Regions from separate parts of the Homo sapiens genome. Here region 2 is linked to region 1. Evidence: chromatin loops called from intact Hi-C (ENCODE). Cell type or tissue: mammary epithelial cell. All regions are shown on one strand. Region 1 overlaps SMAD3-DT (SMAD3 divergent transcript). Region 2 overlaps C15orf61 (chromosome 15 open reading frame 61).

Region 1 (4,000 bases):
CAGGGGAATAAATATGCAGTGTTTAACTTAATCATCTTTCTGTTCGAACAGCACTCCGGCAGGGCTGCATGACTAAGGCAAATGACTATTACATAACTGGTATTTTTATTCCTTGCCCCTTCTCTTTAGAAAGAGAAGCCAGTAAATTTCATTTTCCTTTAAAGTGGAAAAAAAGACAAAGGAAAAGAAAGAAGATTGTTTCTGAACTTGCACAAATGATCAAAAAAAAAAAAAAAAAGGACAGCCTGGGGCCCTCTGTTAGCAACAAATTAATGTAGAACTACTCACTAGCTATGTGACCTTAGGTGAGTCATTTTCTTCTGTGATTCCGCATCTATGAAGGGAGGCACTTAGAGCTGATGATCCCCAAGAGCCATTCTTGCAAATCCTGACTTTCTATTACCTAGGACAACTTTGACTCTGAAATTCTTTATGGCCATGGTGGGATCTTACTTACCTTTGAGTTACCCCATTGCTCCTTGTACAGTGTCTGTATACTCAGGTGCTCAATAAATACTTGCCAAACTGTTCTTTATTTCAACATTTCCTGTCTCTAGGATACTTGCTAGGGACTGGGAGATAGGCACCCAAGTAGTATAAAGAAGTTGTCTCCCATTTGAGGGAGGCCAGGCATGCCTCTGAGAAATGACAGAGTCTAGTGTGCATAGGCTGGATGCGTGCTGGAGGCAATAGATACTCAGAGAAGAAGGATCTTTCTTTCTTCCCTTCTTTCCTTCTTCCCTTCTTTCCCTTCCTTCTCTACCTTCCCTTCCCTTTTCCTTCCTTCTCTACCTTCCCTTCCCTTTTCCTTCCTTCTCTACCTTCCCTTCCCTTTTCCTTCCTTCTCTACCTTCCCTTCCCTTTTCCTTCCTTCTCTACCTTCCCTTCCCTTTTCCTTCCTTCCTTCTCTACCTTCTCTCCCCTTTTCCTTCCTTCCTTCCTTCTCCCTTTTTCTTTCTTTCTTTCTTTCTTTTTGTTTTGTTTTTGTTTTTTTCTGAGACAGGATCTCTCTCTGTTGCCCATGCTGGAGTGCAGTGGCATGATCTTGGCTTACCGCAGCCGTGGTCTCAAGTGATCCTCTCTGTTCAGCCTTCTGAGTAGCTGGGACTACTGGTTGGAATTAAAGATAGTCAGATGTTGAGCATAAACGCTTTCTTAATTGGTGGCTGCTTTTAGGCAGATTTTTAAATTTTTTGTAGAGACATGGGGGTCTCACTATGTTGCCCAGGCTGGTTTTGAACTCCTGGACTCAAGTGATCCTCCCATCTCAGCCTCCCAAAATGCTGGGATTACAGGAGTGAGCCGCTGTGCTTGGCCAAGAGGGATATTTCTAACCCGAGAACGGTCATGAAGCACTTCCTGGAGAAGGTGAAATAGCACTGGTCCTTGAAAGACATTTAGAATTCTGACCAGTCAATAAGATGAAAGATACTGTAGGGGTATCTGTAGGAATGGCCTACGTAGAAGTGAGGAGAGAGAAAACCTAACAGTGGTGGGTGGTTTGTGTTGGGAAGCAAAAAACGAAAAAAAAAAAAAAAAGAAAAGATATCTTGGAATCAGACTGAGAAATGCTTTGGAAGCCAGGCTGGGGAGGGTGGGGCATATCCTGGAAGCAATGGGAAAGGAAGGTGGGATGGAGTCTCTATAGTTTCATCATCTTCTCTGGCCAGTGGGTAAATTCACCATTCTAAATAGTTAGAGATGAACTTTATTTCTGTTCTGTTCTCCCTGGGAACAGCCTAGAGGTCTAGAACCATGGGGAAGGAAGTAGGGGACTGTCATTGATTGCACAGAATACAGTTCTTTTGCCCTGCCTATCATACCAAAGCCCTAGGTTTGCTTACTTTGCCCAAGTGCAAATTCACAGCTTTTCAGGGCTGTAAAGGTCAATTATTAGAGCGGATGCTGTCGGTGCCCTGACCCATCTCCTCAGCACTCACCTCCACACTGAATTCAGGTCGCTCACATCTAATACCCATGAGCACTGTGGCCAGCGTGGGGCAAAGCCCAAAGTGCCCAAGAATTGATATCCCTGGCGAACAGCCCTCTATGAATGAGGGACGAGCATTTGGTGGATAAATCCCCAGTTTCCTTACCCCTTGGGCAGATGAACTCTGAGGTGTGTTTTCCAACTCTGTCTCCCAGAGTGTTTCCAACACCAGTTGCCTGTGGTGACAACCTGCTCAGCAGCATGCCTCACACTGGCTTCCTTCCGTTCTCTGTCTCACTTCCACACCCTTCACCTGAGTTTCTAGGGATCACCTTCTAAATGACCTATTACTCACACTTGAATCCTTGACTCAAGCTTCTGGGGAAACTGAAACCAAAATAATTCATAAATGTCCCTCATTATATGGCTGGGGAAACTGAGGCCCAGAGAGGAGAAGATGATTTGCTTAAGGTCACCAAACAGCTGGCTTAGGCGAGAGCCTGGGCCTCCAGGCCCCCAGCCCAGGGCCCTCCCGCTAGACCAGACAAGTCTTAGATTAGTGCTCCCTCCCCTCTGCTCCCCCGCTGAGGCGCCACAAAGTCACAAGTCAGCAGCAGAAACTATTCTTCCTCCACTCCTATTTGAGCAGAAAGCAAGGGGCCTCAGCAAGGGGGAAGGGGCGAGGCCTGAGGCTCCCAGATGTGGCCCTCATTCTCCTGGAAAGTGGGCTTTTGTCTCTGCGGTAACCAGGGCAGCCGCCCCATTTATCTGGTTTTAGCAAAGCAGCCGCATCCTTTGGTTTCAACTGCTGGGGTTGAAATGGTATGTTTGCAAAATGGAGTTATTAGCCCTTAAAAAGGAGGAGGAGGGTTTTTTTCTCAGGAAAAGGAAGATGAAGCTTGGGGTCTTTCCATATCAATGTCGAAGAAGTGCAATATACACAGAAATGACTTTAGGGGACCAGAGAAATCCTAAGTAAAGATGGAAACCAGCAAGTGGAGTTTAGATAGATAGAGTGATATCCTTTTTAAAGCAAGCAAATACATCTTATAACAAGGTAGCTGTTTGCTGTCAGTGAAAGGAATCCAAGGGGAATATTGCTGAGAAACAAAGGCATTTTCTGTCTCTTTAAATAACTCAAGGCAGCCTGACATCTTAGTTAACAGAGGAAACAAAGATGTTGTATGCTCAGGGAAAGGAAACTATTTTTCTCTTGAAAAGAAAGCAGATGTTATCATCTAGCTCTAGAAAAGTTTGAGGTACCCAAGCACAAAGTGACACTTTGCCAGGTTTAATAAACATTGCTTTGATGTGCCAACAACCCCTAACTAAACTGGTCACTTAAATGAACTAACCTTTAGGCTACTAATGGATTATTATCATAGTTCACCTCTCTGTGTATGAAGTTCCCTTGAGCAAATCCCTAGACTGAAGATCCCTTGAGCAAATCATTCTATCCTTGCCTTGCCATGAAGTATTTGTGAAGGGCTAATTGCAAATTCATTTGTTCCGTCATTCAGAAGTTCGGTATTTTTACTGTGTGGTTGGACAAATACAATACATGCAGATAATGGACTAAATTGGTCACACTTGTAATTGTGTAAGGTCAAAAACAGGACCCAGAGCATCCATGCTGAAGGCAGGGCAGGGAAGCAAAGCTGAAAAAAGCTTGGGAAGTCAGGCTGGGGAGGGTGGGGCATATCCTGGAAGCAATGGGAGAGGAAGGTCAGAAAGTCTGTAGTCTATCCTGGGGAAGGAAAGGGAAGATTTCATTGAGATTATCTTTTTTCTCTGGCCCTCACATTTTTTGGGAAGAATCCGAATGAATAGGTAAGAAAGACTTAGTAGCTTGGCTGGGGCAGATGGCATATGATGTAGAATTGTTAGATTAAGTTGGAAAGATAATGTGAGTTTCAGTTTGGAGGACTTGAGATGCATGCAAAGAAGCCTAGGCTTTATCCTAAAGGTAGCAGGGAGCCATTGGATGTTCAGGATCATATTGGGGGAGGAAAATTGAGCTCAAGATGGTTGCCTACTTACCCTCAAAGGGCAGTCTTTAGCATCCCTGAT
Region 2 (4,000 bases), 490 kb before region 1:
GATGTTACCTTAACATACCAGCTTCAGGGGCTGCGTAATTGTTTCTGCTAACCCATAAATTTTTGAGTAACAACAAAATTATTGTGATTTTTCTTGCTAAATAATTCATACATTACAAAGCATGGATGTAACAAGGTCCATGAATCACTAAAGCATATAATGATCATATATCTAGTGACATATCTCTTTTCATAAGATGAATTCAAATAGATTTATGTATTTAGGTTAACTAAAAAATACTGAGTTTATAAGGTTCATAATTCTATCAACAGCAACAACAAAAACTTCAAATCTTCTTTAAGAAGTTGTTTCCATGATTTGCTTTTAAAACTGAAAGCTTTTGTTTATCAAAATCCTTGTTTAAGCTACTTTTCATGAAGTTTTACAGCTTTTAAATTGATACTATAAATATCATCGAAGATAAATTAATAATATAATGGAGTAGTACAATGTTCATAAACTGTATTTAAAATGATATAAGTGCAACTAAAATAGCCATAAGCAATACTACATAAAACCACTTACTAGTAGTAGCTGATATTCTTTATCCAGCAACTAGGATCTAAGAAAGGATATTTTCATTTACTAACACTTTACGTGCCTTACGTTGGTCTTATCTGAAATAATCTTGAACCAAATGTATCCTTTTCATAATGCTACTAAAAATGATCCCAAATGAAATTTCATAAAACTAGGTTTCAAAATTAAAATTTTTTAAATTCTAAGACTGCAACATACAAAATGTCAACATTGCTTTAACTATTTTAATCTCTAATATTTTTTAACCTCCTGCAGTCATATTTTATCATACTCACATCGAATCCTTTACTAATTTTTAAAAATTGTTTTTAATTGTGGTAAAATACTAATATTTACTATCTTAACCTTTTTTTTTTCTTCTTTTTAGAGACAAGGTCTTGCTGTGTTGCCCAGGCTGGAGTGCAGTGGCTGTTAACAGGCACAATCATGCCACATTGCAGCCTTTGAACTCTTGGGCACAAGTGATACTCCTGCCTCAACCTCCCATTAACTGTACCATTCAGTGGTTGTATGTACATTGATGTTATTCTACAACCGTCAATACCATCCATCTACAGAACGTTTTGCATATTGCAGAACCCAAACTCTGTACCAATTAAACACTAATTGTGCATTGTCCTCTTCTTTCTTTCTTTTTTTTTTTTTTTTTTGAGATGGAGTTTCACTGTTGTTGCCCAAGCTGGAGTGCAATGGCATGATCTCGGCTCACTGAAACCTCTGGCTCCCAGGTTCAAGTGATTCTCCTGCCTCAGCCTCCAGAGTAGCTGGGATTACAGGCATGTGCCACCACGCCCGGCTAATTTTTTGTATTTTTAGTAGAAATAGGGTTTCACCATGTTAGCCAGGCTGGTCTCAAACTCCTAACCTCAGGCGATCCACCCCCCTCAGCCTCCCAAAGTGTTGGGATTACAGGTGTGAGCAACTGTGCCCAGCCTGTCCTCTTCTCTTTAATAATCTTAACAGCCTTATTAAGATATAATTCCCATGCCATACACTTCTTTCATTTAAAGTGTACAATTCAGTGGTTTGCATATAGTCAGAATTGGGCAACGATATCAGAATTGGGCAACCATATCACAATCAGAATTGGGCAACCATATCACAATCAATTTTAGAACAGTTTCATCAGCAGCAAAAGAAACTCCATGCCCCTTAGTGGTGACTCCCCATTTCTCCCCAACCTCTTCAGCCCTAGGCAACCACTAATCTACTTTCTGTCTCTGTAGATTTGCCTATTCTGAACACTTCATATAAATGGAATTTTATGAGATCTTTTATGACTGGCTTATTTCACTTAGTGTAATATTTTTAAGCTTCATCATTGCTATAGCTTGTATCAGTATTTCATCCCTTTTTTGAATGAGTAATATTCCATTGTGTCACTGTGCTACGTTATCTGTTCATCAACTGATGAATATTTTTGTTTCCACTTTTTGCTAGTATGAATAATGCTGATATGAACAATCATGTACAAGTTTTTGTGTGGACATATGTTTTCAGTTCCCTAGGGTCTATACCTAGGAGCAGAATTGCTGGGTCATATAGTAATTCCGTATTTAATATTTTGAGCAGCTGCCAAACTTTTCCAAAGCAGCTGCACCAATTTACATTTCCTCCAGCCATGCAGGAGTTTTTCACTTTCTCCACATTCTCATCCACACTTACTATTGTCTTTTTGATCACAGTCATCCTAGTGGATATGAAGTGGTATCTCGTTGTGGGTTTGCTTTGCATTTTCCTAATGATTAGTTGAACATCTTTTCATGTGCTTGTTAGCCATTTATATATCTTCTTGGAGAAATATGTGTTCAAATCAAATTTTCAATTGGGTTGTTGAGCTTTAAGAGTTATTTATATATTCTGGATATAAGTCCCTTATCAGATACATGATTTGTACATATTTTCTCCCATTCTGTGGGTTGTCTTTCATTTTCTTAATAGAGACCTTTGAAGAACAAACATTTTACATTTTGATGAAGTTGTATTTGTCTATTTTTTCTTTTGTCATCTGCCTTTATCCTTTTCTGAAATATTGTAGGTTGGTGCAAAAGTAATTGTGGTTTTGCCTTTTTTTTTTTTTTTTGAGACAGAGTCTCGCTCTATTGCCCAGGCTGGAGTGCAGTGGCGCGATCGCAGCTCACTGCAAGCTCCGCCTTCCAAGTTCACGCCATTCTCCTGCCTCAGCCTCCTGAGTAGCTGGGACTACAGGTGCCTGCCACCATGCCCGGCTAATTTTTTTATTTTTTATTTTTAGTAGAGACGGGGTTTCACCGTGTTAGCCAGGATGGTCTCAATCTCCTAACCTCATGATCTGCCCACCTTGGCCTCCGAAAGTGCTGGGATTACAGGCATGAGCCACCACGACCGGCCACCTTTTTTTTTTTTTTTTAATGGCCAAGCTTGTGTTTGTGGAAACTGTTTTAGCCACATTTTCATTAAAAGAGAAAAAAATTCCACATCTGATCTCCAATTTGTATTAGAAAACTACTCTGTGGACTGTGGTCACTACTAATAACACTTCTTATTGTTGGGAAAGCCCTGGTGAAACATTTGTCAAGTACAGAAAATGATATGAAAGTGAAATATAGTAATTAAGATTTGTGTTCTATTGATTGTGTAGCTTAAGTAATTTTTCATTACTAACATAAGATTTAATACGTAGTTAAAGATTCTGACTTGGCACTAGTCATTAGCATGTAATTGAACTAGTAAAAAAGATCAGTTAAAGCTGTGTTGATTACCACCTTATCTTTGAAAGGCGATTAAAGACCTCAATCATTGCAACAAGATTTGATCGTGCAGCCTTTATTGGACATTGATCTTTCAGCAAAGTGCAGTTACATTTTCCATTAATTTACAGTAACAGAGTTTAACTCTGATACTCTAGACTGTTGACCCAGGTGAGATGTAATGCTAAGTACTTGTTTAGGTTAAGATGCCCCCAAATGTCATTATTGTTTGAGTAACAGTAGATACTTAATCCACTAGCTTTAGGATAAGGTTTCTGTTATCTGCATTAGCTTTTCAGTGCAGTGAAACCAAGATCTTTGCCTTTTATGTCATCCCACTTATTCAAACATCATTCTTTAACAGAGTTAAAAGATATTTCATGAAGAACTATAGATGTTCTATGCTTACAGTTTTGGGTGAATATAAATGACATGAAGTAAAATGTACTTTAAAAGATACACGGTTTTAATAATTACAAATGTTTCAGCTAGGCCTGGTGGCTCATGCCTGTAATCCCAGCACTTTGGGAGGCCGAGGCCGGCAGATCACCTGAGATCAGGAGTTCAAGACCAGCCTGACCAACATGGTGAAACCGTCTGTACAGAAAATACAAAATTAGCCGGCGTGGTGGTGCATACCTGTAATCCCAGCTACTCAGGAGGCTGAGACAGGAGAATCGCTTGGACCTGGGAGGTGGAGGTTGCAGTGAGCCAAGGTCGCACCATTGCAC

The links. Hi-C counts contacts between places; a loop is a spot of excess contacts. Peaks named below come from ENCODE experiments on the same cell type or tissue, not always from the same donor. Only the 100,000 strongest peaks of a DNase experiment are listed, where the experiment ranks them.
Region 2: it touches region 1 in a loop (5-fold over the local background); 1 of 110 quality-filtered maps calls a loop at or near these places.

The regions. Positions count from the first base shown.
Region 1 is chr15:67,038,089-67,042,088 of GRCh38, reverse strand. All of the region lies in intron 2 of SMAD3-DT (SMAD3 divergent transcript), which reads left to right. Among named protein-coding and RNA genes, the nearest start is that of SMAD3-DT, 24 kb to the left of the region's middle. In mammary epithelial cell, no CTCF peak of the experiment used is centred here; DNase peaks (open chromatin) are centred at 28, 98 and 2,218.
Region 2 is chr15:67,529,476-67,533,475 of GRCh38, reverse strand. C15orf61 (chromosome 15 open reading frame 61) reads right to left here. Exons shown (of 2, transcript NM_001143936.2): 2 at 3,330-4,000. Among named protein-coding and RNA genes, the nearest start is that of IQCH-AS1, 9.6 kb to the right of the region's middle. In mammary epithelial cell, no CTCF peak of the experiment used is centred here; a DNase peak (open chromatin) is centred at 1,815; H3K27ac peaks cover 996 bases.